Linked DNA regions of Mus musculus: all the other regions are linked to region 1. The links are chromatin loops, found by intact Hi-C in ENCODE. Cell type or tissue: left cerebral cortex. All regions are shown on one strand.

Region 1 (8,000 bases):
TCGCAAGAGGTTCTAAGAACTCTTGTTAAGGAGTCATTTCTCAGTCTGGCTTGCGGGGAAGCCATGCATTTGCCCACCTCCTATGACCTGCTCTGTCCTCTGTCAACTTTAATAGAGACTTAATAGACATGTCGAGCTGGGCCAGAGTAGATAAAAATCTATAAGCCATTAACTATAGCTATATTAAACTAATAAGAATCAATTCCCACACTTGCCTTCAAAGCATGCTGGGCTCCAGAAGCGACTTGAAAAATGACAGTCCACAGCTTGGCTCGTGATCAGAGGGGGCTGGCCAGAAGTGCCAGCTCCCAAGAGCTTATATTGTCCAGCTCTCAGGGACAGGCTCCTGGGTTAGCCTTTGGAGGCAGAGTCTTCTGTACTGAGGCCATTCCTTAACACTGAAATGGAGGCCCAGGACGGATTTAACGGGAATTAGTAATGGCCAAGCTCCTAAAGTAATTGGGCTTGAAAATGCCCAAGTTTTGCTTTTCTAAATGGCCCTGGGCTGCATTCTACCTATTGATCTCCCCGAGCTTTCGCAGCCTGTAAATGATGAGCCTTTTAACGCACTCCATGACTGAAGGGCACACCACTGTGAGAACAGCTCATTTCATTTTTTTCGATTTATACAAAAGATGCTGTGGCCCAAGCCCTCTAGGCACCCATCTCAATACATAAATATGCCAATTAAGCTAAATGGAGATCCTGCAGGTTAAAAGTGCCTGGTAAAAGATGGAAGCTTTTTCCAAAGCCAGAAGAAAGTTGATCCACAGAGGGAATGCCAAATCAACCAAAGTGGGGTTGTACCAAACTGTGAAGGTCAAAAAATAAAAATAAACAAAATAAAAAAGGAAGCAAGGATACTAGATGTTCAGGTGTGTATTGCAAAAAAAAAAAAATCTTTGAACTATAAATGCATGATCTTTCTTTCTTTCTTTCTTTCTTTCTTTCTTTTGTATGTATGTGTGTGTGTTTGTATGTGGGTATGTTACATATATGTACAGATGCCCATAGAAACAAGAAAAGGGTGTTGGATTCTCAAGAGCTGGGATAACAGTTGCTTGTGAATCACCTAGTGTGGGTACTGGGAAGTGAACCTGAGTCCTTTGGAATAGATAAATGTATTCTTGACCACTGACCATCCTTCCAGTCCCATATTCATGAGTCTAAGCATCTGCTATTACAGTTTTTCCTTTGCATGTTTCTAAGTTAGGGAAAGGGAACACAGTCTTAAAACCGAACCAACTCTAAGAATCTCTTTGGACACACAAGGTCAGATATATTATACCTTGCCTTACCATAGCAGTTCACCACACCCCGCTGCTTCACTGGAGGAAGTGGATAGCCAGGCTCTGTCCCCACAGGGGATTAGCGACGAGAGTAACCATACCAGACGATTCTTAGAAGTTCTGATCAATAATAAATGACCAGTGGTTCACCTGTCATTCTATCCCTGACCTGTTCAGGCTAGTTCTACCTAGTCAATAGTACTGAGGGAGGCAGAAGTCCAGATCCCAGAAGTGAACTGAAGGACCCAGGCTGGTTGTCCTCCAGCCTGCAGACAACCTGAAAATAAGGGTCTCGGGAGACACTGCCAAGTGGATCTAGATATTCAGTCTCAACCGTATACATATCTAAGTTCTACCCACAGCCAGCATTCCTGAATCTTCTCTATGTTCCCCTTTCTCCAGACCTCATGCAGTCAGAGAGCACATAGAGAAAGTCTGGCAGCTTAGAAGCCACAGACGGCAGCAGGTGAACGGAATTTTACTTCCTGCTCTCTGGCCCTCAGTGCGTTGCTATTGGCTGCAAACAGCACAATGCTCCATACTTTTACTATTAACAGAAAGCCTTAAGGAAGTACAGACTCAACAATATGAACATTATCAAAATCACTTAACCCCAGGCACTCGGCTCTCTCCAATGCTCCCTCAGCCAGAGGTTCTGTGACCACCGATTTATCTACTCGAAGTCATTCACCTGCCCCCAACTGCTGCCCTGTGCCCTGCTTTCCTTCCCTGTTACACATGATCATCAGTAGCTGCCTTCATTTCCTTAAGACCTCCCTGATTTCCTCTATTCCCACTTAGCTACAGAAAAAGATGTTTCAAAGATCCTTGAATCTCCATGCCAATCACAAGACAGAGAATTGGAACCATTCTGTAGAAAATAGAAACAGGAGATAACATTTATTTTATGATTTCCATGGTCCTGCAGCCGCTTCACTCTCTTGTCCCTGTAACCCCCTTTTCCTTGAGTTGTCTCCATTGTCTCTGCTTATCCCCAATTGGAAGGAACGAGCACACGTTTTTCAGTTTCCATCGACAGAGTATGCAACTAATTTTCAGAGTTGATATGGTGTGGGACAGGCACTGTGTTGGGACTTTGGCTCATAGTTTCTGTTAAAGTCTGTATATAATCTGTATAGTCACTGCTTCAAAGCACTTGACATCTAAGGCTATAGAACTCACTTCCTGAGAGCCAATTATGACCAAACTATAATAAATAAAAACCTGTCACTTTTTAGGACCTTGGAAATACTGACAAAACCTTCTGGTCCACAAAACTCTGATATGGATGGATTGTTTGCTAATAAGGGCTGTAGGGAGGCTGTGTCACAGACAGTCACTTTAGAGAAACAAAAATTTTCTGGGCAGTGGTGGCACATGCCTTTAATTCCAGCATTTAGGAAGCAGAAGCAGGCAGATCTCTGAGTTCAAGGCCAGGTGGTCTATAAAGTGAGTTCCAGGACAGGGCTACATAGAAAAACATGTCTCAAACACACACAGCAAAATAACAACAAAACCAAGGCTAGTCCCTAGTAGCAAGGGACTGACAAAGGTTGGGGTTCTACAGAGGCTTTGCAGAGACCAAGGAGAGGAGCGTGGGCCTACAGAATCTTAGCTTCTTTACCGTATAGTATCTTAATGACAATTATTGAATTTCCAATAGCTATTACTACCATTTGAACTATGCAGTAAATACCACCATGGGCTTCTGTGTCTGATGCTGTCTCTGGGCAGGAGATGCAGAATCACATTGATGCATACATCTAGTCTTCAACATCAGCGAGCTCTCGTTTATCCAGCCAGATTCTATCCCCCATTAGCTGTGTGGCCTCCCTGATACAGATCACATATCTCTCTGAGCCTCAGCCTTCCCGTTTGTAGATGGAGAAAGGAATGTGCCTCACTTACTCAGCCAGCGCAGTGTCTGAAGATCTGCAGGAGAAGGACTTGTAACACAGACGTCTTCATATGCTGGAGGCTGTGGAGAAAGGAGAAAGACAATGGGGTAGGAAAGAGGTTTGGCTCTGGGCTGGAGGGGTGGGATTAACTGTTTGACTGTATTTGTCTCATGGGATTCCTGTGAGGAACGAACCAAGCCAAGGCACAAAGAGTCTATCTTTCAAGTGGCCCATGGCAGAATGAAGGAAAGGGACAGGAATGGGCAGGGAAGCTGATCCCGACTCATAGAAAGGAATAAATCTCTAATAAAAAGAAGTGCCATCTGGGCCTGGTGGTACCTGCCTGCGATCCCAGCACTTGGGAGGCTGAAGCAGGAGGGTGGTGTGTTCAAGGCCAGCCTGGGCTGCTGGAAGACTCTGTCTCAAAAGAAAACAATAAGAAACAGGTGTCAATAATAATAATATTAGTAATAATGACGATGATGATAAATAGCCACACAGTAAGGAAAGGAACTTTCAGACACAAGGTATGGAAGTCAAAGATGGATTGTCCTCAGTAGGAAATGCTATAAAAAGGTATTCAGGGAACGACCGAGTTTGCACTGTTTTCCTCCTGCCCGGCTGCCTGACCTTTCTGTGAGACTCTCAAAGTCAGAGTATGTTCCGTCTTCTCCTCCCTTTCATCCACTTTCATTGAGATTTTCCCCCCACCACTGCTCCGTCTCAGGTCTCTCATCTCATCTCCAGGCACTGTATCTCTTGGTGATTGAACTTGGCTCCAATCCCCCAATTCCCAAACGGACCTAGCATTTTTCTCCCCAAACCTGGCCCTTCTCCATGATGTGAGCTAGGACTCAAAGCCATTTCACAGGCATGTCACTTTCAAAGGACTCTCCTGCTGAGTTTCAAAGGGGAGGAAAAAAAAAAAAAAAGCAAGCAAGCACTGTCAGTAGAGGGAGATCTTAGATAAGAGAAGCCCATGGGCGGCCGTGTCACCACACTTTTGCATCTATTTTTTTTTTAAATTCCAAAATAAAGTTTTGAAATTTTGCTGTTTTTCTAACTATGAAAAACTTAATGTTGCTGTTTCATAACCCCTGACAAGGTTTTTATTCCCTGTACCTACGCAAATTCTTTCTGCTATCATTCCTTATGCAACTGAAGCGAACTTTCTACTTGGATTTTAATGTCCACAACACTCACAGACATGAGCAGTCACTCTTTTGAATTTATGTAGAGGCCACTCCACTGATCCCACAGGCTGTGGCTCCGTCCAAGCTAGACACATCCAGACAGGCAGGTGGCTGTAGACCACATCCCCAGTTTACCAGGATGCTCACCCTGCTTATGCTCCCTGCCTTCACTGTCATGTGGTCTAGCGGTAGAAAAGGTCTGTGTCCAGCCTCATTCTTGGCTTCATGCAGTCTTACATCGTTGTGTTTCCATGTTTCCCTTCCAGTGTAGTTTATATTATATCATTACATACAACTTACTCTTAGAAGCTAATTTAAATCCTTTTATAAAAAGGCAGGATTGGATGGATGGATGGATGGATGGATGGATGGATGGATGCAGGGATGGATGGATGGATGGATGGATGGATGGATGCAGGGATGTGTGGATGGATGGATGGATGGATGGATGCAGGGATGGATGCATGGAGAGATTGATGTAGATAGCTACTCTTACAATCACTTTAATAGAAAGGCTACTGATACATATTTACTATTTCTGTTAACCCACTTGAAGTTTTTCCATAATTTAACTCCTTCCCTACTCATTTTCTTCTCCTGTCCTCTTTATTAATAATTACTCATCTCATCTCTAAGTCAAGATAGCGTTTGAGCAGTTCTAGGCAGGACACTCAGTCTTTCCAATGAAATCCAACTGCACATGTCCTGGGTAAGCTAGGCCAGTGTTACTCTCCTTGGCCACTTTCCCACACTACTTCCATGTTCTTGTTCTGTCCTGATTTTTATTCTGAAAGATTCACTTCTATTTAATGTCCTACCAATGCTGGCAGTGGTTGGGCTTTGCTCAAGAACCAAAACCAGTTTCCATTTCGGACCTTAGGCTGCAACCGTCTTGACATGGGTAAGATCTCTGTATTTGGAGAGACTGAAAGGGCTGCTCTAGAAGAAAGAATCCCAAGAAGTTGTTTTTGGAGAGGATGGTCATCTGCTGGGAAAAATCAGAGGATGGGGGTGGGGGAGGCAATAGTGCATGAACATAGCCCATCCCCCTACCCCACTCCACACTCATTCACACCTGGTCATTAGCTCCCCCACCACAGTCACATGTTTATTCTCAAAGAGAAACGTGACTTTAGCTCTGATTGTCCTCAGAACACATATGACTTCACCCTTCGAGGTTTCGTGCTCATGAACCACATGAGCCTACTGAGTCAACTGGGTTCACAGTCCCATAAGCATGCGTTAAGTTTTTGAAGCCTTCCAGGAAAACACACAGGACTGGAAGTGAGTGTGCAAGAGTGAAGGTATGTGTAAGCCAATCCCTCAAGACCCTTCAGGGAAAGCACCAGAAAGAAAATAGTTTTTCAAAATTGACAAATTAACACCATCAGTGTGGCAGTTTGAATGAGAATGGCCCCTGTAGTCTCATGTATTTGGATACTTGGTCCCCAGTTGGTAGAACTTCTTGGAAAGGATTAGGGAGGTGTGGCCTTGTTGGAGGAGGTGTGTCACTGAAGACAGACTTTGAGGTTTCAAAATACTGGAGCCACCCGAAGTCACTCTCTGTATCTGTCTATCTGTCTGTCTGTCCATCAGTCCCTCCCTCCCCCCCCCCTCCCTTCTTCCCTCCCTGACCTTGCAGATCAGGATGTAAGCTCTTAGCTATTGCTCCATCATACACCTGCCTTCCTGCTGCCTTGCTCCCCACCATGATGCTCATGGCCCCATATAAATTTTTCCTTCTACAAGTTGCCTTGGTCATGGTATCTTATAATAGCAATAGAAAAGTGAAGTGGAAACAAGGGTTCTTTGGAAAGTCAGTTGGATGGTATTTTGCTGAAAGCACACATGATGAAGGATCCTTTGTTAACAACACACATATGTTGGCTCACCTTACATTGCATAGTTGAGCTGCATTTGTTAGGACTCCATAGAGAGAAAAACACACCATGAAACTTCTGGTGGTGTACTGCAGTTTCTATCTGCTTCCATGGACTTGGGCTGATTGGATGCATGTGCTGAGGCAAAACCCATGCCGAGGCAAGGCATGTGGAGGACATGTGATGTTGAGAGAGTATAAATAGGACTGACTCACTGGAGTGAGGAAGAGAGAGCTTGGCTTGCTGGTACAGCTAGCAGTGCAGCATGCTCTGTTCCTGAGAGAGGCGCAGCTAAGAACTTCTGGTGTTCCTGTTGTTTGTCCCTTCTGCTAACTTGAGGCAATGCTGAGGCCTGGCTGTCTCTGCTAGGTTGTGCTACTGCTGTTGCTAACCCAACTCTACTGAACTCAACTCATCTCACTGTCTCAGTGAGATGTTAGCAAGTAGAATGCGCTGCCACTGCCTGCTAACCTGTGAACTGAATTGCTGATTTCCAGACAACACAGATGGGAGTTGCTCCAAAGAACCTTTCTAAACAGGTCCACTTCCTCTGTATCCTTTCTTTTCCACTCCCTTTGGTGGGTGGTGGGCTTCAAGGGAGGTTAAAGCATTTAAGAACCATCATTAAAAATAAGGTTTGGAAACATTAAAGTTACAGAAAAGTAACTAAGACAACCAGATAAATTGAACTATGATTTTGCTCAGCTTAGGTTTGTATGATAGTAATCAAGCTAAAGCCTTTTACATTATATAGAAATATGCAACGCAATCCAGATCAAGACAAAAGACAACCAGGAGCTCCTACTCTCCAAAAAATTTGGTTATCATCATGCAAGTTCATAACCAAGTGTTCAAGAGCTAGGAAAAAGTTAGTCCCAGACTAACATCACATGAAGAACCATGCTGGACTAGGAATCACTAGGCACTTCCTAGATTCAAATTGAAAGAAGCAGAACACGTAAGAAGCAGTAGAGAATACCAGAAATGTAGGAAGCAAAGATCCCGGGCAGAGAAACTAAAATCCACTGCTTGGTCTCTTTTGGTTGCTAGACTCTAACACAAAGCTTCTTGTTGCCTATATGCTATATGCAAAACAGAAGAAAGCACATGCTGGCCAGTCAGTTGCTCAGCAGCCCTTAGCTTCAAACCCTTTATTATAGGACTTCAGTTTGCTTGGAGCTTCCTCCCATGCTGTGTGCATCTCAAATTCATGATTCAGTAAATTTTCCTTTCATCATCTTTGAGTCTGGCAATGGAGTATGCCTTTATGCTTAGCATTGTAGTCTGCTTAGCTACCCTCTGTGTAAGAACTTGTGTGCTTCCTCCCGAACTCCAAGCTTGGGTAGGAAAATCGTTCATCCATGTTCTTTCCCGAGATGCCATCACTCGGTAATATATTATGACAGTGCTCATAACCGCGCTTCATGAATGGCAAAGCAGTGAACGCGCATTAATTGCTGTAATTACAAGTAGCTGTTCTGAGGATCTCAAGTTGATCTCTCATCACAATGGCTGTTGTCAGGTCAAATGTGAGAAGAACTCCTGCTCCTTGCCTCTGGGACGACTCTGCCAGTCAGGCACGGCGCTGTTGTGACAGCTGGAGATCATCTGGAAATGGGCTTCACGTCACTGGGGATATCTGATGGTCATTTAAAAAGCTGGAATCTATTTTTTTTTAAGAGAAGATATTACAACTGGTTTATGTTCAAGAGGCCTGTGCCTCTTGTTAGGAGAGTGTCT
Region 2 (8,000 bases), 92 kb after region 1:
CAAAACTTTGAAAGAAATATCTCAAAATGGATCACGCCCCTGTGTTTACAGTAGCATTACTGACACAGACTGAGTATATACACTCTAAAAAGTCTCTAGCAGGTAGAGAGATGATTCAGCAATGAGGAGCACAGGTTGTTCTTGCTGGGGACCCAGCTTTGATTCTCAAGCACCCACATGGTAGCTTACCTCCATTCTTTTTGGGTGAGGGGGTATTTATTTCATTTACATTTCCAATGCTATCCCAAAAGTCCCCCACACGCTCCCCCACCCACTCCCCTACCCACCCACTCCCACTTCTTGGCCCTGGCATTCTCCTGTACTGAGGCATATAAAGTTTGCACGACCATTGGGCCTCTCTTTCCACTGATGGCCGACCAGGCCATCTTCTGATTCATATGCAGCTAGAGACAAGAGCTCCAGGGGTACTGGTTAGTTCATATTATTGTTCCACCTATAGGGTTGCAGATCCCTTCAGCTCCTTGGGTACTTTCTCTAGCTCCTCCATTGGGGACCCTGTGATCCATCCAATAGCTGACTGTGAGCATCCACTTCTGTGTTTGCCAGGCCCCGGCATAGTCTCACAAGAGACAGCCATATCTGGGTCCTTTCAGCAAAATCTTGCTAGTGTATGCAATGGTGTCAGCGTTTGGATGCTGATTATGGGATGGATCCCCGGATATGGCAGTCTCTACATGGTCCATCCTTTCGTCTCAGAGACAAAGTTTACCTCCATTCATAATTGCAGTTCCAGGGGACCTGACACCCTCTTCTGACATGCAAACAGCAGGTATGCAAATGGCACAGACATGTATGTAGTCAGAATAGTCATGCACATAAAATAAATCTCCAAACTCCAAGACTTTCCTACAATCCTTCAAGTTTGGGATTTTGAAATATTCCTGACTCTAGAGCTCCATGTTACACATATTCATCCAGCTGAGTCTACGTAAATCAAAAAGAAAAAAAAAGTCCTGAAGGGGGGGGTGCCTCTAAGCATCCTGAATATGGAATATTCAACCTGTAATAGTTCAATGTAGAAACAACCTGACACTGTTGGAATATATGTTCTGACTCAGATGTTACCATTGCAACAGTATTGAGAGGTTTATTAAGTCCTCAAGGTACTTCTTTCACGAGTGGAATTAAAAGCTCTACAAAAGGGGCTTAAAGAGCCATTAGATGAGCTGGTCTTTCAACCTTTATCATATGAGGATGTCTTCTTTTCTAAAGGATACAAACCCTACCAGGCAACCGAACATGCCAGCTACTTCATTTTGAAATTGTCACTGTCCAAAAATATGAGAGAGAAATTTCGGTTTTTAAAATATGCTTAATATTCCTTAATAAGGGGAGAGCACAGTAGAGTTCAGGTGCTAATAAAGTGGAGGGGTGCGATTTGAATGAAACCTCCATAGGCTTATAGGGAGTGACACTATTGGGAGGTGTGGCCTTGTTGGAGGAAGTGCTTAACTGACAATGGGGTTTGGGATTTCAGAAGCTCCATCTGGGCCCAGTGGCTCTCTCTTCCTGCTTCTCTGCCAAAATGTAGAACTCTCAGTTACCTCTCCATCACTATATCTGCCTGAATATCACCATGCTTCCCATTACGGCGATAGTGAACTAAGCCTATGAACTGTAAGTCTCAACAAGTATCCATCAACACATGAACAGAGAAGCAAACTGTGGGTAAACATGGAATATTAATAAGGGAGTTGTGGCATTTACTTCAAAATGAATGCGTCTTAAGCATATCATGCTATGTGTAATCAATCAATCAAGCAAGCAAGCAAGCTCAAGGACCCAAAAAATTGTGTGTTTCCTTTATAGGAGACACCTAGAGAAATGAAAATTATAGAGACACAAAGTAGAATGGTAGTTGCTTTGATTGCAGGCCATCAGAAACAGGGAATTGTTATTTAATGAGTATGGAATTTCCATTTTGCAAGAAGGAAAGACTTCTACAGACAGTGACGATGGTTGTAAAATAATATGAATATACTTAGCACTGAACTGTGCACGCACATAGGGTGAAGATGGTAAACTTTTTGTTATGTGGATTTTACAATAACAACAACAACAACAAGGAATGTCTTTAAGTGGTAGCACATTGTTTATAGTACCTGGTCGTAGCATGGATTTGTCCTTGAGAGTCTGTTCAACTGTGGGCCTTTTTGGGTTTCTTCATCATGGAGGACTTACAAGAGCTTCTTCACTTACACATCAATTCTGAGACTTTCTCGTTCAAGGCAGAGCCACATTTCGCTAAAATTTCCTGTGATGACAAGTAGCTGTCAGAGCTGTTCTACTCAGGAGGTATTTTAGAAAGAATAAACTTAATTTTTCTCTTCTAAGATAATGATGACTTTTAGTAATGAACAGGAGAAGAGCTATCTTTCAACAGGGAGTCTTGCCGTGGAAAGAACATTTTCAAAGTGGTTCTTTGTGGTATTTCATTATGTGATTTTGTTGCTGAAGATGATATTAAAAAAAATCTCATATCTGCAAGAATTTTTAAACTTGGTAACATAATTTTTTTAGCTTGTTCCAAAGTCTTCCAAAAGAAGAATTTTAAAAAATTTAAGCCTGCTTCTGGCGTGGGGGGGGGGGGGGGGGAGGGGGGAGCAAAGAATGTAAGGATTTAGGATTAGTTTGTAAGATCTGCTGACTGGTCTCAGGGGAAACAACACATCAGCTGCGTCTCAAGGACGTTACGTGATGATGGCTGAGTTTCAGACTGCGTATCATGATGTGTTTGGCTCAACACATTTTGGGTTTCTTCCATTTGAATGTATATACCGTAAGGCTTGCTTCTAGCTGCAGCAGCTGTCATTGCCAAGCTTCAAGAGAAACTTGTCACGCTAGATCTCTGAAGCAGGTCATCCACAAACATCAGATCAGTGTTTCACCTCACGTTACAACGTGCGTTTTGTGTGCCTCTAGTTTAAAAACACAGATCCGGGATAAATTGTTTCTTTCGTCTTCATCTTTTCCTTCCTTCCTTCCTTCCTTCCTTCCTTCCTTCCTTCCTTCCTTCCTTCCTTCCTTCCTTCCTTCTTTCCTTCCTTTCTTCCTTCTTTTTTCTTTCTTTCTCTCTCTCTCTCTTTCTTTATTTTCTCTTTTGAAACAGGGTTTTATTCTGTAGCCTTGGCTGGAACTCCCTTTGTATACCAGGCTTGCTTTGAACTCACAGAGATCCACATGTGTCTGCCTCCAAGTGCTGGGATTAAAAGTGTACCCCCCCACACACACATCTGCCCTTCCCTTCCCTTCCCTTCCCTTCCCTTCCCTTCCCTTCCCTTCCCTTCCCTTCCCTTCCCTTCCTTCTTTCCTTCCTTCCTTTCTTCCTTCCTTCCTTTTTTCCTTGCTTTCTCCTTCCCTCCCTCCTTCCTTCGTTCCTTCATTCCTTTCTTCTTTAATATTGTTGCACATATCTCTTTAGACAGTTCTGACTAAACGTTTATTCATTTTTAAATCATATTATCAAGGCATCCTATACATGCAGGGAAGAAATCTGAGTCTAAGCATTTAGTCTGATGTGTCTTAATCAACGCATGTATCCATGTTGCCAACACAGCCAAGATGCAGAAACTATCACTCTTAACTTCCCTTCATGATTTTATTTGCAGCTGTCTCCATCTGCCACACCCCCAACAAGAAACTACTGAACTTTTGTTTACACTACAATAGTTTTGCTTGATTTCGAATTTTACATTAAAGCATACTCTGGTGGCTTAAATGAGAAATGTCCCCTGCAGTCTCAGACATTTGAGCACTTGGTTGCACCGCTTGGGGAAGTTTAGGAGGGGGGTAACCTTGCTGGAGGAATTATATCACCGAGGAGCTTCAAGTCTTATTTATGTTCAGTTTGTTCTCTCTGCTATGTGCTTGTAGTGTAAGATGTGAGCTTTCGGCTCCCTGTGCTTGCTACCGTGCCTCCACACCACAATCACGGACTCTAAGCCTTGGGAACCTCAAGGCCAAATAAACTCTTTCTTCTGTAAGTTGCCTTGGTCACGGTGTTCTATTACAGCAATGGAAAAACAACTAAAGCACACACCTAGGGCGTCGTCTGCCAACACAGTGGGTCTTGGTACTGTTGCGTATGTGAGTAGTTTGCTCGCTCCCATGGCTCACCAACATTCCGGTGTCTAGATTCCCTATATCTGACTTATCATTTCAGTTGCTGAGGGCTATCTCCATTGTCTCCCAGATCTCAGGCAGGACTCCTGTTCTGGGTATCTCTTTCCTTTTCTCTTACTGAATCCTGTAGAGTTGGTGGGTCTTGGGGAAAGCTTATGCTGAACTTTAAGAAGCTGTTGGAGAGTTCTATCTTTTCATTTTCCATTTCTACCAGCAGTGGGAGGGCACGCTGGCTCAGCGCCTGCCTACTCGCTGGCTGTCAGTCTCAAACATGTTAGCTATCTGTGGGCAAGTGGTAGCATCTTATACTTTAACTTGGGCCTGCTTCTAACAAACATAGAGTGTGAACATAGCTATACACCTAAAATTTCCCAAGTAAATAGTTTCTGTGTCCTGATAGAACAGCTCTAAACCATCGCTTGCACTACACGGCCCAGAGTTGACTGTGCATACAGAGTTGACTACCATCCTGCCATCAATGCCATCAATGCCATCAATGCCTGCCTGCACTGTAACCATTACAAAGTTGCCTTTTTAAAAATACTCTGCATTACAGATATTTTAACGTTGTATTTCTTTTAAGAGCTATGGAAATGAGAAAAAAAGTTATTCTGCTTCCTTCTGTCTTTGGTTGCTGTAAGTTGCGATTGTCAGTGACTGCTAGGGGAGATGGACAATAGGTCTCCACCCCATTGTGGTATTTATGGTGGCGTTGGTTTTACCATGATCAGAGTACAAGCAGAGTAACCTACAGAAAAACTTGGTTTCCCCTCTAGGACTGACACAGGAACCCCTGGGCCCCAGCAACTTCTTGGTTACTCTCCTCTATTCACAGTGAAGTTTCGGTACACTCATCCGTTATTTCACGGCTTGTTGGCAGGAAAGCCAGAGTGCAGATACCAAGACTCCCCGGCAGTCAGCCGGCCTCATGCAGGTCCGATGTCCGGTAATATGCGCAGTGTGAGGGTTTAATCATAGGCGCCCAAGAGGAGCAGGCAGTTTTTCTTTTCAAGAAAATCTCTCTTTGGTAGCTATTAGGTTGCTGAATGAGAAACCGCACAAAAGAAATGACGGCTCCTTGTGGTCTTTCAGATCATTAAAAAGTAACCCAGGTGCCAGGGCACTGATCATTTCCTGGGCTCCAGGAGATGAAAGAGGAAGATTGACCGCCAATCTGAGGCTTCATGAAGGCCAGGCCATTAGCCCACGGCAAAGGCGGGGTCATCAGTTCTAGGGAAAGTCAGGCTCAGAGCGATTGCTTCTTTTTGTGCAGAGAAGTAACCTGTTGACTAAGCTGATTTTGCTCTTCCAACAGCTGGGCTGTTTGCACTTGAGGAGCCTTGTATAGCTGAACTCACAGATCTTGTTTTTCTGGTACCTCCTACCCAGTGAGACCCCAGTCTCTCTCTCTCTCTCTCTCTCTCTCTCTCTCTCTCTCTCTCTCTCTCTCTCTCTCTCAGAGGTAAATCTGGGGAGTCACGCTTTTGTTGCTAGGGATAGGGGCTCCAAGAAGCTATTAGTAGCAAACAATCAACCACCCACCCCCACACATTTTGGTTTCAGGTCTGGCGAGAGCTCTGTGGCCCGGTGTTCATCTGGTGAATTGAAATGACAGAGTGTCCTCCTGTCTCTGGCTCTTGCCAAGAACACGTGGGGTCTAATCACAACTGTGCTAAAATGTGCAGCTGTTGTGCTCGGAAAATGCTTCAGATTAGCCACGAATTTCCCCCAACAGGTTGCTTCCCTTCCTCAAATGTTCAGAATCAAACTGCCCCTTAAATGGGGCCCTTCAGCAGCAAAGTAACACACGGAGGGAAATCTCCAAGAAGATGGTGGAAGAGAGAGGCTGAGAGAGAGGGCTGAAGCTGATGTAAGTACATTTCAGAAGCTGCAAAGTACCCTGAAAAGCATATCCACAAGAAATAAGATTTTACTATTAAGATGACACAGACTGTAGGAGAGTTATCTTAGTCTGTGCCGCTAAAACAAACTGCCTGAGTCTGGGACATTTATAGAATTAAAAAATCTACCTCCTACGGTCCTGGAGGCTGAGAAGTTTCAGCTACAAAAGCCCTTCACTAAGTTTCTGGTATGAGCCAATTGCTCAGAGATGGTATCACTGGTGTCCTTACTTCACATGAGGTATAGAGAGTGCAGGAGGGACAGTCACTGTCCTCCTACATCGGAGGAACAAAAGGAGTGTGTAGGAAGGGCTTCAGCTAGTGTCTCTCAGCCCCGACTCTAGTCTGGCATCCATGCTTTCACCCCCTCAGAGCTGCTCAAGTCACCACAGTGGCACTTCAGTCCCAACACATGAACCTGGAGAACACGCAGGCCCTTAGAAGAGGAAAGACCACCGCAGATCAGCACACAGTCCTTAACATCTCTAAGGCCTGCCATCAACTAGGGAAACCAGGTCTCAGTTCAAAAGGTGATCTTGGTCTCCAGACTCTTGGCTTTTTTAAACCGTGCACATGTTGATACAGAAGCCCAGTGAGTTAATTTAGAAACGCTCACATAGGGCAAAGGCCCCAACATAGGGCTTCAGGGAAGCAGGCTTGCTGCTGCTTCAGTTCTCTTCTCTCGTCTCTTCTTCACTCTCCAAATGGCCTCCTTGGGGCATCTTTGAAAGGTCATTTTTGGTGAAGCCCTGCTCCATGTTGCTCAGCTCCAATGTCACTGATGGTGGCCACCATGGCAATAACACTGGCTGGGGAATACCAGGCACCATGGTGCTATTTATGTGGTTGTTTCTTACCAAATTCAAAATACTCTTATGGGGGACTATTATCTGTCACTTCACTGATGCAGATGACAATGAAGACAAAGGTTAGGTATCTCGTGTGAAAGGCAGAATAATGGCTTTTGAAAGATGTCTCAATCTAACCACTGAAGCCTTCTACATGGTGGCTTATATAACAAGGGGGCTTTCAGATATAATATGCTATGGATCTTGAAAGTGGGGGGCAGGGAGGTGGGAATACATGGGATTACACAATCCTCATGGGTTCACAATCACAATGTGATCCATCATGACCACAAGAATCCATCTAACAGAAAGGCAGGGAGTCTGAGTCAAGGAAGGAGATGTAACAACTAGAGCAGAAGCCAAGGCAACACATCTCCAGGGGATGGATTCTCCCCTAAAGTCTTGAGGAAGGACACAAACAATGCTTTAGCCTTGCAAGACCGTTTTAGATTTGTGACCCCTAACCTATAAAGTAATATATCTGAATTGTTCTAAACACCTAATAATTTCTACAGATTTGTTTTAATAGTATCAGCAACAAGAAACCCATACACTTTCACTGTGTATGGTCGTGAAAGTGTAAGTTCAGGGCTATAACACCCCATGCAGTCTCACTCTCAGGTGACTTTCTAGCTTCCTGATCCAACACTGAGGTTCTATAACATGGTCCTGGTGTCATCTACTCTAAGAGCTTCCTAAGTCTAGTTTTCTAAAGTGTAAAACTTCAGCTATGCAAATGCTTGGTATTGTTTCCTTAACAGATTCCTTATTGCCACCCTTTAACTCTGTTGTCAGTGCAAGGATGAGAAGTGTTGACAGGCTGGACAGAATTCTGTGACTCATGCATTCGGAGCCCGTGGGAGAATGAGGAAGAAATAGAAGCTAGCAACTGGAGACACTGAAGTTACTGGAGAAAAAAAAAAAAATTCTGAAACCAAAGAGGTGAAGTCAGGATAGATTCACGTAGGGAAATCTCAGGGGGTGTGCATTTTTAGTATTCAGGATTAAAAATTAGAAGTGACTTTCCAATAATTGGCTTTTAAAGCATATATGAGAAGACAATCAACATATTTAAGATGAGGAATCCTAAGGGAACCTAAAGGAATTT
Region 3 (8,000 bases), 300 kb after region 1:
GCAATCCCCATTAAAATTCCAACTCAATTCTTCAATGAATTAGAAGGAGCAATTTGCAAATTCATCTGGAATAACAAAAAACCGAGGATAGCAAAAACTCTTCTCAAGGATAAAAGAACCTCTGGTGGAATCACCATGCCTGACCTAAAGCTTTACTACAGAGCAATTGTGGTAAAAACTGCATGGTACTGGTATAGAGACAGACAAGTGGACCAATGGAATAGAATTGAAGACCCAGAAATGAACCCACACACCTATGGTCACTTGATCTTCGACAAGGGAGCCAAAACCATCCAGTGGAAGAAAGACAGCATTTTCAACAATTGGTGCTGGCACAACTGGTTGTTATCATGTAGAAGAATGCGAATCGATCCATACTTATCTCCTTGTACTAAGGTCAAATCTAAGTGGATCAAGGAACTTCACATAAAACCAGAGACACTGAAACTTATAGAGGAGAAAGTGGGGAAAAGTCTTGAAGATATGGGCACAGGGGAAAAATTCCTGAACAGAACAGCAATGGCTTGTGCTGTAAGATCGAGAATTGACAAATGGGACCTAATGAAACTCCAAAGTTTCTGCAAGGCAAAAGACACTGTCTATAAGACAAAAAGACCACCAACAGACTGGGAAAGGATCTTTACCTATCCTAAATCAGATAGGGGACTAATATCCAACATATATAAAGAACTCAAGAAGGTGGACCTCAGAAAATCAAATAACCCCCTTAAAAAATGGGGCTCAGAACTGAACAAAGAATTCTCACCTGAGGAATACCGAATGGCAGAGAAGCACCTGAAAAAATGTTCAACATCCTTAATCATCAGGGAAATGCAAATCAAAACAACCCTGAGATTCCACCTCACACCAGTGAGAATGGCTAAGATCAAAAATTCAGGTGACAGCAGATGCTGGCGAGGATGTGGAGAAAGAGGAACACTCCTCCATTGTTGGTGGGATTGCAGGCTTGTACAACCACTCTGGAAATCAGTCTGGCGGTTCCTCAGAAAATTGGACATAGTACTACCGGAGGATCCAGCAATACCTCTCCTGGGCATATATCCAGAAGATGCCCCAACTGATAAGAAGGACACATGCTCCACTATGTTCATAGCAGCCTTATTTATAATAGCCAGAAACTGGAAAGAACCCAGATGCCCCTCAACAGAGGAATGGATACAGAAAATGTGGTACATCTACACAATGGAGTACTACTCAGCTATTAAAAAGAATGAATTTATGAAATTCCTAGCCAAATGGATGGACCTGGAGAGCATCATCCTGAGTGAGGTAACACAATCACAAAGGAACTCACACAATATGTACTCACTGATAAGTGGATACTAGCCCAAAACCTAGGATACCCACGATATAAGATACAATTTCCTAAACACATGAAACTCAAGAAAAATGAAGACTGAAGTGTGGACACTATGCCCCTCCTTAGAAGTGGGAACAAAACACCCATGGAAGGAGTTACAGAAACAAAGTATGGAGCTGAGATGAAAGGATGGACCATGTAGAGACTGCCATATCCAGGGATCCACCCCATAATCAGCTTCCAAATGCTGACACCATTGCATACACTAGCAAGATTTTATCGAAAGGACCCAGATGTAGCTGTCTCTTGTGAGACTATGCCGGGGCCTAGCAAACACAGAAGTGGATGCTCACAGTCAGCTAATGGATGGATCACAGGGCTCCCAATGGAGGAGCTAGAGAAAGTATCCAAGGAGCTAAAGGGATCTTCAACCCTATAGGTGGAACAACATTATGAACTAACCAGTACCCCTGAGCTCTTGACTCTAGCTGCATATGTATCAAAAGATGGCCTAGTCGGCCATCACTGGAAAGAGAGGCCCATTGGACACGCAGACTTTGTGTGCCCCGGTACAGGGGAACGCCAGGGCCAAAGGGGGGGAGTGGGTGGGTAGGGGAGTGGGGGTGGGTGGGTAAGGGGGACTTTTGGTATAGCATTGGAAATGTAAATGAGCTAAATACCTAATAAAAAATGGAAAAAAAAAAAAGAATATGTAAAGATCTTAAAACATTAGACCATTATAATTAAATGCTTGACTACCAGAAATTCCCTAAAACTTTACTATAATAAAAAGTACATATTTTCTTTGTAAAAAAAAAAAAAAAAAAAGAAATCAAGCACGTTGACACCTCTATACTCTTCCATAACAACAGAAGGACACGGTCCTTCCTATATTTTTTTTAGACCTTGTCTGAAAAGACCGAATTAGAAAAAAAAATCGCCCACTCTGGAGACAGGAGCCTCCTCCTTGAGACCTTTGTCCTCATGAGAAAGCTGCTAACTGTCTTATGTAATACTGACACCTGCTTTCTTCCTTTAATGAAACAACAATAAGGCATTAACAAGGTGCCTCTTCTTCTTTCTCTTTGATCACAGGTGTAAGTGAAGAATTGTCAGACATGATCACCAGTCTTGTGGAAAACTCTAAATTGTACCTCTCTGTCAATCATCACTACAGCGCAGCTAGCTGGGGTACACAGAATGTGAGCGACTGGAGTAATCATGGACTCATCCACGACAATTCCCTTCAGGATGCTACCTACCCTCAGGAGGTGTCCTTCTGCAAGGTCGTCTTAGTTATGGGAGAGCTAGTCCTTAGAATTGTCCTATATTCCTGCCTTTAGATAGGAAATCCTGATGAGAACTGAAAGGAAGTATCAGGAGGTGATGATTTCAAATGCTAGACTGAAACTTAGGTGCCCAGTGGTAGGATGGTCTTCTCCCAAACAACGGATGCTTATGAACAGAAAAGACTACATTCACCTCTTCATTCTGCTGGTGGATGCCAGCACCCTGGAGGACAGTACAGCTTAAAGCACACAACACAGACAGACTCTTTCTCATCCCATCCCATTGCCTGTATCTGTGACAGGCACGAAGGAGAGCATGTTCCTGCTCTCCCACAGTGAGGACCGCTTTTCAGTCCTTGTTGGCTGTAGAGAGAACATATCACATGTAGCAACAAGTGCTACACAGACATCCACAGAACATGAGGAAGGAGCTCAAACCTCCAGGGTGAGGCAGGCGCCAGGATAAGGAGATGAAGCAATGGCATCTAATAACAGCGTGGAGGCTCAAATCCAGTTGTCTTGATTTCAGGATCTGCCAATAGGTCGGTATTGCCAGAGCATCTGATTTTTCATTAAATATCAGAGATCCACAATTTACAGAGGCAGATTTACTGTGAGATCTTCTGGTATGGCTATTTAAAAATTTCTGACAATAAATGAAAAAAAGAACCCTAAGCATAAATAACTGTGCCCTCCTTGCACACAAATAATACTTCTATTCTTTCTGTGAATAAGCTTATCACACTGTCCCATGGCCCAGTAATACAGAGCCTTATAGTACGGAACTGCTAAGAAAGCTGTGTGTTTTGTGAGGTGCAATCTGAGTGTCGAGGCAAAGACAATTGCAAAGACAGATGAGCCGACTCTAAAAATAGTCTGCAGAAAGCAGCGGAGACACACTATCCCCAAATGTTGTCGGAGTATCTGGAAGTTTTAAAAGAAACTCTTGGAGAGTCCGTGGCTATTTTTTGAATGCATAAAGAAAAGACAATCTCACAAGCATCTGTGCATCTAGGGGGAATAATTTTACCTCCTGGAAATTTCAAGTGCGTGTGTGAACGAGTGTTGCCATCAAGAGGTCTTTTGATGATATTAAAAGGAAATTAAGAACAAAGACAGATTTTGTTAGCACAACGTAATCGGCCCCAGGTAAGTTGACTGGGCTCCAATCTAGTTATCTTTGTACCTGGAAATGAGAAGCCCATTTTACAGGATTGCTAACGCACGGCTAGTCCTAAAGACACACCAAGCACAGCAGCCACGGGTGAAGCAACTGGCACATACCCAGCAAATACTGTCCAGCGGGGAGTCAGAGGTGGGCCTCAGATCAACGCTTACCCCATGAATTTAGAAACGTGAGGGGGAATGAGCTGCTTCGCCTTCATTATTCTTTGAGTCAGCAATTTAGGCTAGGCTCAGCTGGAGTCAGACATTTGGCTTTACAGCTCCTGACTCAGATGTGGCCTGGTGAAAGGGTGGTATAAGGGATTCTCCCAAGGGGTCAGGGCTTCAAGTTTCATCTCCTTTTCTTCCTTACATGGAGACTGCACTGCAAGTAAGAGACCAGTGACTAAGCAGTCCTGGATTTGAGGAAAACAAGATTGTCCGATGGGTGACAAGAGCTTGGTAGGAAAATATGGTCTAGGTTCTCTCAGAGGGACAAGGAGTGTGAGCTGCCTTTCTATCACATCAGTGGTTACCCCAGAAGGGGTCTCCTGCAGGGAAGAGTTAGACACGCAGGGATCATGGGTGATGATCACATCAGTTGCCTGGGTACTTTTTCAATGCTCCATGTATGAAGGGGCCATAGGAGCACGCAAGGAACTCAGCAGGAGCTCCATAGCACAGGCATCGCTCTCTGAGGCTGAGACGGCAAAAGCTACTGCTAAACTTGAGAGGACCACCCTACTAAAGGGAGAAACGAGTGCCAAGATCGTGGTACGGCAGCGGCTTTTCAGTGGGCCACCTGGCAGCTTCATGACACAAGATCTTTCTGTGCATACAAAGGGAAGCTGTTAATGACCCAGTGAGAGAAAAAATTCCTCTCAAGTTTGTTGGCCATGTAGCTTGGCATACACGATGGTGAAGAAGAGACATTGCCTCAAACAAAGTGGAATGATAGGACTGACAGCTGAAGTCTTTGACCTCCACACCTCTATATGTGTGCTGTGGCGTGTACATGAACTCACAAACTCATAGACATGCATGCATACATTCATGCGTGCTTGTGCGCACGCACACACACACACACACACACACACACACACACACACACACATACACAGAGAGAGAGAGAGAGAGAGAGAGAGAGAGAGAGAGAGAGAGAACAGATATGCTATGGACTATGAGGTCATCATTTTACCCTTGACTAGACACTGTGGTACCAAGGACCATGCTGAGATTCCCCAAATGATACTCTCTGCTTTTTATTTCAGTTCCTTTTAAAGCAGATCCTCAAAGTTGGCTATTCCACATTCTAGAAGACTGCAGATACTACGATCTGAAAAGAAAATCCTAAATGTCAGAAAGGTTTAAAAAATAGTAATTTTAATCTTTCTTGTGGCAGTGACTACATCATTTTTGCTCATCACTCTCACAAATGTACACCCAAGCAAAAATTTCTGTACATATCCAAAGGGAAAATGGGCAGGGTATCTTCCTAAGTGCACTAAAATGAATTTTAATAAGCTCTTTCAATTTAAACAAAGAACTTGTATGCAGAATATCAATGTGAAAAGACATAAAACAAACACATTATGAACACCCAGAAATCTGGATTTACAATAGAAATGTTGACAGCCCCTGAAATCAAGTGGCACTCAGTCACTCATTTTCTTTGAGGGTAAGATTTGTACCCTGCTGGGCTTATAATTTTGTTTTCTCTTTTTGTGCTGTTCATGTGTAAATATTGCAATTTCATTTGACACAAAGAAGGAAAACAACTTAATTTTGTTTCTAAGCTAATGAATGACACAGAGTGTACCCTCCTAGAGGAGATGGTGTAATATAAGCCTCCTGACAACAATTTGAGGAGAGGAAAAACAAAACAAAACAAAACAAAACAAAACAAAACCCAAAAAAATCCAAGCCATTTCAAATGTTTGTAACAAGGAAACAAATTTATTGATTTTTAAAAGACAAGACACCATTTTTTGTTTTGAAAAACACAAGAAAGCTAGCCTGAGTTCAAGTCTGAAATATTCAGAAAAAATCCTACTAATATCTTTAGTATGTTCCAGTCATTTGTTTAAACAACACACTAAAAGTTAATATATATTTTTATAATTATAAAAGTTCCCCAGTTATTGTACAGTACACAATACAAATCGCCCACAAACTAGTATTTAGCTCCTGCCAATCTTCAGAGGACATGGTATACTAAAAGATTTAGCGTTTCTCACAAAAATCACATCAGGAAATACGTATTTACAAAATCAAATACATTATACAAAAAACCCATCACATGTTATTCGGCAAAGATGTTTTTAAATAATTAAAAAGTTTATTCAACTGTAGTCCAAAAACTGGAAAAGAACATTACATTATCTCACACATACAATCTCTACAAAAGTTACTTACCTCATTTACATTATATATTCAGTCGATTGTAAAATAAATGCTCAAATATCTCCTAGTGTTACTATGTTTGTGTGCTTGTGGGACTGAATAATGTAATCTGCCACTTACTAAGTGAATTTTAAATGATGGCACTTAAAAAAAAATACAGTATTAAAAAAAAAAAAAAACCACAATGAAAGGAGTTTTACCTAGAAGGTACGAAAGCCCTGAGTGATAGTGTAGTTACTGATTGGTAAGCGCTACAGTTAACCTAATTAAGAGTTTACCACCTCAGGCACAGTTCCCAAGCGTTCTCAAGGCACTCACTTAAGTTTCTGGAACCGACTCATTGGTCGCCACCAAAGGTCCAAATCGATGATGGAGATGAGCAGGGAAAAGAATTTGCTTTGGTACAAAAGATGCTTTTCAAACGAATACAATTTAATACCTTCCTCATTGGGTCCTATAAAATTGTGTATGTAGGATAAAGCAAGGCAACCATTTGTTCAGAAATGCTAATTTATTCAAGGAAAATTTACTTGGTCATCAAAAGTCAATCAGAGTTTTTGTAGTTTTGCTTTCCTCCCCAGAATCAACCTTCTCACAGAGGTTTGCTGTCATGATTATTGAGCTACATGAAATGATCCTTACCAAATATTTCATTACTCAGGGCTTCCAATCCCAACATCATACTTTATTTAGAAAGAAAGAAAGAAAGAAAGAAAGAAAGAAAGAAGGAAAGAAAGAAAGAAAGAAAGAAAGAGAGAAGGAAAGAAAGAAAAAATAAAAAGAACAAAGGAAAGAGGGGGAAAAGATTCAAACATCAGAACCAAATAGAAGAGACCAAACATTTCTTTTAGAACGACGACGTATCACCAATCCCTTTAAACAAAAGGAGAATCAACCCTAGGCAGTCACTTTGTAAGTGGCTTTTACTATTTAAGTAAAATTGGTAAACTAAACTCAGGTCTACTGGCACATAAAATCACTAGCAGCAATGGGCAAGGCATGCAAACTGAGAAGCATTTACAGTAACTCATCGTGAAGAGTCAAAAGGAGAGAGCTAAAGTAAAACCCTTTGAGTATTGCATGTCAACACATGAGTAATTTGCATGTTAACACATGAGTAATTTGCATGGTCTGACTTCCTCAACTGCCTAGAAAGCAACGTACGGACACTTGCACTATGCTATGGATGTTGGCAGACGCCGCGGAGTAGGTCATGCTCCTGTCTGTGCTCAGCGAGGGCAGTGTGGACGTATCTGAGCACAACACTGCTCCGTGTTCTGTCACATAGGGGAGGACCAGATCAACTGTCCAGAAATTCCCTCAAAGAAATCAGCAAATGTTGTAAGCAGAATGACATTCAGAGATAGCTGAAGCAGTAGTCACAGCATCTCCTGGCAGAAGAGCTTAGAGCAAGTGAGTGTCTTGCTCGCCACTCTGCCTCTCTATATCTTATGACAAAGTATTAATGTTCTGGAGCATAGATAAAATTATGCCCCGCATGATTTCCAAACAATATTTCATGATAGATGCAACTCCAAAGAGCCTAAGTACCTCAGAGTCCAGCTGTGTGTAGTGGAACTCACTCCTTCTAAGGCTTCATTTGTACTTTCTAAAGCTAAATAAATGAGATCTTTTGTTTTGGGAAAAAAGACAAAACATAACCCTTTATTTTATCATACCTTTTAAAGGCAAACAGGTACCTCCAGTGTGCAGAAATCAGTTACTACATAGGCCAGCATAGGCCCATGTATGCGTCCTCCTTTTCTAGAGAGTCATGTGATGCTAGAAAAGTTGATTTTATCTTCTGTAAACAGTACACTTAC
Region 4 (8,000 bases), 1.2 Mb after region 1:
AAAAAAAAAAACCTGCAAAGTTAGAATTTGGAATAAAACTAATAAATTTAGAAGGGAGGACAGAATTGGAAAATACTGAGTGCAAAAGACAGAGGGCAAAAGTTTGATGATGGCTAAATATTAAATAATCTATATGTTCACATTTTATTAATCACTTATGAGTTAGTAGACACAAAACATTTATTAAGTTTATAGTGGAGAAATATGGCCCCAGCTTTCTTAACCGAAGGATGGAGGTGAACATCACCAACACGGGACAAATCACTGCTTCCTGGTCTGGAGCACTAACAACCATCGTTTCTGGAGCACATCTGCCCACAGTGCAGAGCCTGGGCCTCTGCAGGGGAAACCACTGACTCAGTGACTGGACCAGCACACTGCTGAGTGCTCTCGGTGCTGCGAGGCCACCAAAGGCTAACAAGGAGAAAAGCGCTGAGACACTGTCCTTGATTAAAGGAGACTAGAGAAACGTGGGGCTGAGCTGGATCCTAGAGCACAAAGAAGAGAAGAGTGGAAAAGGGTTTCTTTCTTCTCTAACAAGGAATGTGCACTGAAGTATTTCAAAGTATTGAAACAACATGTCTACCACTTATCCTCAAATGATTGAGAGAAAACCGTATACATGTAGGTCAAACCACTTGACATTTTTCATGAACAAAGAGGGAGAATAATAAGGCAAAAATCAAGCAAAAAAATGTTAAAATTCAGAAAATCTGGGTTACAAGCATATAGAAAACCTTTTAAGTTTTGGGTTTTTTTTACATATTTTGAGACCGTGTAGCCCAAGCTTGTCTCAAACTCAGTTCGAAGCTGAGGAGAGCCCTGAACTTCTGCTCCACCTTCAAATGCAAGCTCAGGCGCGTGCTATCCCACCCTAGCCGGACCATTTGTTATTTTGTACCTTTGCTATAAAATGTTTTACAAGATAAGAAGGGCGTGGTGGGGGTTCCCGCAAAGAAATATTTTTATTTGGCATTTTCTTAAACTCCCAAGCATGTGGAAAACACATGTATAGTACAAGACCCTTGAAAAACATGGAAATTATTTTTCTCCCATTCTCTTTAGATGAATAGGAATAGAAAGATCAGTTAGATAAAATGCTTTGAAATTTGTCTATATTAATTCAGGTATCTACATTTTTTCACAACTTTCTTTTATTATCAAAGAATGTCTGAAGAAAGAATCACCAGCCCAGGGAATGTAAAAAAAAAAAAAAAAAAAAATATTTGCCTGTGCTCAGATGTGAGAGATGAGGGTGAGAACAGAATAGAAATTTCAGGGGCAGAAATAGTTGAGACTAGCAATCTATGTGCCAGTCAAGGATGAAAAGGCCAAGCTGGTGAACCAGGGAGCAAGTCGTCAGTTCTTACACACAAGACTCCCAATAGCAGATACCACCTCTGAGGTCTCTAGAAAGGAACTCCAGAATTCACCTAGAAAAACCTCCCCACACAGACAGAGCCCATAACAGGGGTAAGGTCACAGCTCGCCTCCTTGTTATGTAAGAACCCAGGACCACAATACCTCAATTTCCCATTCAACAATTCTTTGGGGATATGGGTTACCCAACTGTATGACAAATTCGAGAATATTTTATGCTCCCCATTGGCAAGTTCAAGTTCTATTTCATGTACACAGCTTGGAAGTACATGCCAGGCTCATATATAAGCTGCCTATAAACAGAACCAGAGCGGGAAAGAGGGAAAACTGTTGTGTTCATGGGAGGGCAGAGTTGGAGCTTTGCCCAAGTCCCCAAGGAGCTTCCAGATGTCCTTGGATCATTAATGTTGCCAGCGTCAACTCCAGGCTCCTCTGTCTCCCTACCTGTGCTCTCCCTAAGGTCAGTGCACTGATATATGTGACATTTGAATACACTTGGAAATGTATGTATGTGTGTATGCAGCTTCTAGTGCTACATAAACATCAGCCATCATGGGCCACAGCTCTTCTGCAGAAAGAAGAAAGTCTTCCTTGTTTCTTCTGATTGCAGCCCTCTGACTTGTAACCCCCAACGGAACACTAGTCTACCTCCCTCTTCCGTGTGTCCAATTGCTCATGACTCAGTTCTTCCAGAAAGTCCAGCACTGACTCATCAGAGGCCCTGGAAAATGGACAGGCACAAATGAGATGCTCAGAACAGGCCCACACTTTCCCTGCCCCTGTGTTTACCTGGTAGTTTCTTTTATGAATCATTTAACATTCTTCACCTACCAAAAAAAAAAAAAAAAGCATAAACAGACCTAGCCATGACTCTGCTTTGTCCTTGGGCCAGAACTTGGCAAAGGTGTCAAATATCCCAGTAACTATCTAACGTCAGGTCCATGCACAGAGCACTGTTCAGTTGGAAAGATTTTGGACATGAAGGGCAAAGAACTGTGCTACCTTAAAAGGAGGAACGAACAGACGCATCACCAGACCAGGTCTAGGAAATACCAAGTCCATGGGTATTTGTTATATTTTAACTACGGGCAAGCAACTTGAGTTTTTCCAAGCGTGGTGTATGCTTGATATCGGAACAAGCTAGCTTAGAAAGTGCATGCGTTTGAGAGAAAAGACACCAAGTGCTGACAACAAGATTAAATAAAAGTGGCAGTGTTCCACACAGGGCATCCTGTTCCCTTCACGAGGTGTTTGCTGGGCAGGAGGTGAGTGAAGGACTCGCCTCTGCTGAGACCATCATCTGGGGCAGCCCCAGGTTGACTCTACCAGCTGTCATTCCTTAGGGAACTGGAAGGAAATCCTGCTCCTTCAGAGGTGGGCTGGGATCTCTCCAGGAAAGGTAAAGATCACTCACTTCCTGTGCATTTATAGCTCTGATACCTCCAGTCCACAAGTGCCAACCTTATCCATAGAAAGTTGCCTTGAGACAAGATCTTAATGCTACAGGTCTTGAAAATACTAGAAAATGAATTTCATGCTTATACTGCCCACTGGGCCTTTCCACCGCCAGCAGGGACCAGCTTATTACGTCCACGTTGGGGTACCAAGACCCAAAACTTGTACCCATTTTTAACAAGTAATTTAACTGAAATGGATGCATGTCTTCTGACTCTTGTTGTGTCTAATACAATCCACTGCCCCACGTTAAAAGTCCCTCAAGCACACAAAATGATATCACACATGGCTCCCACCTCTCTCCAGAGAGACCTTTGGGAGCCATCTTCTCTGGCTCTTGGCCACCTGTTTATTCTAAGGTACTGATGAAGAATATATATTGAATCAGTCTTGAACACATCACAGGAACTTCTCGAGCACCTGTTACAACAGAAGCCACTTTCTATGAGCGTGAACAAGCAAGTGTACAACAGAAGAAGCAAGCCACAAGAACTCCCACAGGCTTCCTTGTGAATGCTTAGAAATTCCATCTTTTCCTAAAAAGAAAGGTTCGGTGTTATTTAAATTGGCTTAAAATATGGATGCTTTTCTACGTTGTCTCATTCTGGGTGCTAGTGATACTTAATGAGAGGGGCAGAGCAGGCAGTCTAATTATGAATGCTGGAAGTCTTATGTGTGAAGATCTGCACTCTGCAGATTTCTGAGCCATTGCTGTAGGCTTTCCGATAGCTTCCACAGTGAAAAAGGAAACAAACAAACAGCAAATAATATGGGGAGGGCAGCATCACATTCAATAGCTTTCTACACTTCCACAGACAAAAAAACCAAAAACCAAAAAACAAAAACAAAAACAAAAACACCCACAGCACAGTAAACTCTAAACTCACAATTAGAAATGTGTGGCAAGTGCCAACTGGTAGTTATATTGGGACCAGGCTCTGTGCTGCTCCCCAGCACTGGCTCCCAGCAAGCTGCTTCCCCTCAGATCCACACACTCAGCAAGTAGCCCCGGGCTTCTGCTCAGTATCTCTAAGGTGTCCTGATGTGGGAAACAATACTGAAAAGGGGTTCTGGTTTCTAAATCTAATGGTATGTATGCCTTCAGCCATAATTAAAATAAAGGGAAAAAACCCACAAACTCTCAAATAGGGAATTTAAACAAAAATTATAATTTTTCTTCTGGCAATCCCACCAGTAAAAGCCTGGAAAACTGCCTGCCTTCACCGCCGCCCCCCCCCCCCCCCCAGGATCCTTGTAGGATACTGTCCTCCATGTGTTGTTCTTGATGAGAACTGCCTGGGAAAACTCACCGTCTCGCTGCAGTTTTGCTGGACTAGCTAACTTCATGGGGACCATGACTCACATGGCCGACGTTCTCCTGCCTCATGGCTGTGGATCCAGCAAGGCTTGCAGCCAAAGCTCTGACTCAGCGCTAACACAAGAAACGGGGTCACAACAAGATGCACCCTGAGTCCTAACCTCACCCCTTATCTCACCCTGCTTTCTCTCAGCCCACGTTCTTATTACCTGTTTGATTTTTCATCATTTATTCTCTTTCTGAATCTACTGTTTAACCCTTTTATAAACAAAAACAGGACTCCACGCTGCTTTCCTTTGTTGACATTAACATCAAGCAGCAAAATTCAACTTTAACAACTTGCAGTTTCAACTCTGTCACTATAACTGACACACAAAAGCATCTAGTACCCGTTTAATATTCCCACATACAGAATTCTAGCCAAAATTCAGATCAAAAATGTCATTTTGAGCATCACTGTTACTACGACGTCTTTTAACCCTAGCACTCACATGACTCTGCATAGCATCCTTCTGGCTTTCAGATTTGGTAATCACAGTTGATTTTTCTCAGCAGCCGTAAGAGATAATTACAGCAGGCATCACCATGGCTACCTTCTTCGGCACAGAGGAGAAAAACAAGGCTCAGTTAGGTTAAAAGTACCTTGCCCACAAGGCTAAGTTATTAAGTTATTCAGGCAAGATGGAGGGCGGGGAAAGTCCTTCAAATCTAGCATGTCTCCCACAACTACTAAAAGTGATCTCACAGAGCATATCCTTTGAAATCCTGGCCTAGAACCAATGACTCAAATGTTTCATTCACTTGACTTTCTAAATAATATCATCCAGCTAGTCAAAAGTGTTAACAATTACTGTTTGGTCATGGAACCTCTACACCATGAGAACTAGACAGCCAGGACACTGGAAAATTTTTTAGTCATTAGAACATGCATGAGTAATTTATTTCCCCCCATTGGAATCCAGTGATGGAGCTGAGAAAACTCGTTCCTGCACAAACAAAGAGCATGGGCACTTTAATGTGGTCCTCTAGAGTGGTCACCCAGAGCAAACCTGCCTTTTGAGTCACTGGCTCTAGTGAGGTCATTTGGTAGGAGAGAATGAAATTCACAAGGCAGGCTCAAGAGAAGACTTAACTCCTCATTCGTGATGAACTCATAGCACTTCAACCACATCTAAGGGAAAGAAATATGAAGCTCAAATCACATTAATTTTCAAGTCATTGACATTGCTAATATATGAAAGGGAGAAATGTTCACAATTTGAACCCTTGAGACCTTGAGTAAACCGGTCTATTCATTTTCCGAGTCAGCAATGGGGGGGGGGGGGTGAGAGGCTGCGTGCGCCATTTCTTTGAGTTTTAATTTCTTTGGGATAAAACAAGGAAGAGGGTCTGAGAAAAGCCACAAATCCCCCACCTCAACACCCTATGGCTGCAAGAGTCTTTGCTAGTGTCACCTACCTTGGATCATCCTTTCAATGTCGTCTAGCAACTCAAAACATGTACTATGTAGATATTAGGTTTCAGCATATTTGAATCATTATTCAAGAATCTGAGTATTTCCCTTTAATCAATTTCAAACATTTACTGGTTTGAATTAGTAATTCCTACCCATGAAACAATATATTCATGTAAGTGTCTTTGTTCAACATGCTCGCCAATAAATACTCAAGTTAATTTCTGTTTCCCAGTATCTTGACAATAATGGACAGAAATAAATGAAACTTTAGCTCAGTTAATATTTTTCATTTTCACATTAAGCTTGCAGTCTATAAAATTCCAGGGTGATAGGTCCACGTGTGTCTTTTTAACAACTGCGCGCCCAGTGCTCAGCATCTCATCATCACAACCACCGTGCTGACTAAACAGAAACAAAAACCAGAAAGCAAACAAAGTGCAGGCAGAGGAACATCAGCACCTTCCCCAGAGAAGACTGACGGGGGCTCTGCCAGGCTGGACCACCGAGGTCAGAAACAACCCGTCTACACTGCCAGGCTGGACCATCGAGGTCAGAAGCAACCTGTCTACACTGACAGGGAGAGGCCTCTCCTAAAATGCTAAGCAGGAGTCCAGATAAAGGAACTGTATGCTTGCATGCTCCCCTCTGACGTAGAGCAGTATTTCAAAGTTTGAAGGCAGTAGAATATGGAGGGGAGAGCCCGTTCTCCTTAATCTATCCACGTCTCACCTGTGCAACCAGTGCGAGCCACTCACCATCCCTAAGTCTTGATTTCCTCTGCTGTAATATGGGGTAGGAGTTACAGGATTTACCTTGAGTTATTGAAGACCACAAGGCCAATGGGTAAAGAACCATGCTCAGGCAGCGCCCTCATTAAGTGGTAACTACTACTGTTGGTTAGTGTGAAATCCATTCCTGGAAAAATTAACCCCTCTGGTTTTACGGGGTATCAGAATGATCCGTCTTTGAAAGATGTGCACCTTCCCAGACACATGTATGGATGAGCTAGCGCTAGAAGTTGAAATGAGGCCGATCCTTGGAATGGAAGTGCAAGATGCAGTCTCAAGTGGACAAATTAGACAGGAGCAGGTGTCACTGCAGATGGTCCCTCAGCTTGCTCAAAGGGTGTGGCACTGGAGTATGCAGTCTCCCTTCCTTGTCTCCAGCAGCTGGCAGCCTAATGCCTGTTTTACCCTTCCACCTTCTATTAGTTAATTAGGTAATTAGGTAATCCTTACTAGGGTGGGTTTCCTTCCTCAGTTCCAGAAATGCACGGCTGAATCAACCAGGTCATGTTATGCTACAAAAGTTTTGAAAAGTTAAATCTAAAATGATAACCTTGAACGAAAAATTAGAAGAACTACTCAGGGTATCAAGACTGTTGCTGTGATAAAATACCCAACGCAAGACCATTTACAGGAGGAAAGGCTTATTCAGGCTTTGTGCCAGATAAGCCCATCACTGGGAGAAGCATAGACGCAAGCAGGCATGACAGACAGAACAGTAAGCTAAATGATCTCATTCTCCATCACAAGCAGAAGGAATTGGATCTACAGTGAGGTCGTAAAACTCTTAAAGCCTGACCACAGAGAGGGTCTTCCTTCAGCAAGGTCACACCTCCCAAACCTCTCCACACAGAAAAACTTAAGCCTGTGAGGGGTATTTCTCATTCACACCGCAAGCGCCACAACTCCAGGATTCCATGGCCTGTAATAAGTGCCGCTGCACCACTACCGTAACACAATGTATAATGTGAGACAAGGCCAGATGTGTTGCCCAATGCTGGTAAGCCTCGACCTTGGGATGCTAAAGCAGGAGAGGTCTCATGAGTGCAAGGCTGGCTTTGGCTACACAGTGAGCTCAAAGCTAAAGTGATGCATAAGCCCAATGACCTGAGTTCAGATCCAAAGACCCCATGGGAAAGCTGGCTGCAGTAGTATGAATATATGACATCTCGGTGTCATGACAGAGATGTCACTGGAGGTCTGCAGACCATCTATGCTCGGCTAAGAAGCAGTAACCACCAGAGAAACTCTCTCAAACAAAGTCGAAGATGAGGACCAACACTCAAGGTTGTCCTCTGATCACTACTCGGGCGTGCCCTTGAGCACGCATACACACTCAGATGCTCACAATTCAGTACACAGCTGTGGTGTTTGGTTCTGTTCCTGAGATTCTGACCACCGACTAAATAATTAGCTTGATACTTGAAGGAGTCACTAAATCTAAGAGCCAGGTACTTGGCACACAAAGAAAGAATCAGAGGTTTTAGCACAATGCTACACAGCAGAGATACCTGGGACTCTTGTAGGATCAAAGGCCCCGTGAAGACAGAAATCCACAGGAAAAATCACAAGACCAACTCAAGGCGTGACACCGGGTGAAAGCCAA

What was found. Peaks named below come from ENCODE experiments on the same cell type or tissue, not always from the same donor. Only the 100,000 strongest peaks of a DNase experiment are listed, where the experiment ranks them.
Region 2: a loop joins it to region 1, with 3 times the contacts of the local background. A loop is called at or near these places in 4 of 42 quality-filtered maps.
Region 3: it touches region 1 in a loop (2.1-fold over the local background); 2 of 42 quality-filtered maps call a loop at or near these places.
Region 4: a loop joins it to region 1, with 5 times the contacts of the local background. A loop is called at or near these places in 2 of 42 quality-filtered maps.

Annotation. Positions count from the first base shown.
Region 1 is chr19:27,458,718-27,466,717 of GRCm38, forward strand. No RefSeq gene overlaps it. Among named protein-coding and RNA genes, the nearest start is that of C030016D13Rik, 33 kb to the left of the region's middle. In left cerebral cortex, a CTCF peak has its summit at 4,144; DNase peaks (open chromatin) are centred at 4,216, 6,506 and 7,474.
Region 2 is chr19:27,550,668-27,558,667 of GRCm38, forward strand. No RefSeq gene overlaps it. Among named protein-coding and RNA genes, the nearest start is that of Gm35697, 110 kb to the right of the region's middle. In left cerebral cortex, no CTCF peak of the experiment used is centred here; DNase peaks (open chromatin) are centred at 2,321, 2,767, 4,372, 6,229 and 1 more place; H3K27ac peaks cover 2,005 bases.
Region 3 is chr19:27,756,017-27,764,016 of GRCm38, forward strand. Rfx3 (regulatory factor X, 3 (influences HLA class II expression)) reads right to left here. Exons shown (of 17, transcript NM_011265.3): 17 at 5,705-8,000. Among named protein-coding and RNA genes, the nearest start is that of Gm35697, 92 kb to the left of the region's middle. In left cerebral cortex, no CTCF peak of the experiment used is centred here; a DNase peak (open chromatin) is centred at 3,528.
Region 4 is chr19:28,619,682-28,627,681 of GRCm38, forward strand. All of the region lies in intron 2 of Glis3 (GLIS family zinc finger 3), which reads right to left. Among named protein-coding and RNA genes, the nearest start is that of D930032P07Rik, 55 kb to the right of the region's middle. In left cerebral cortex, no CTCF peak of the experiment used is centred here; a DNase peak (open chromatin) is centred at 4,210.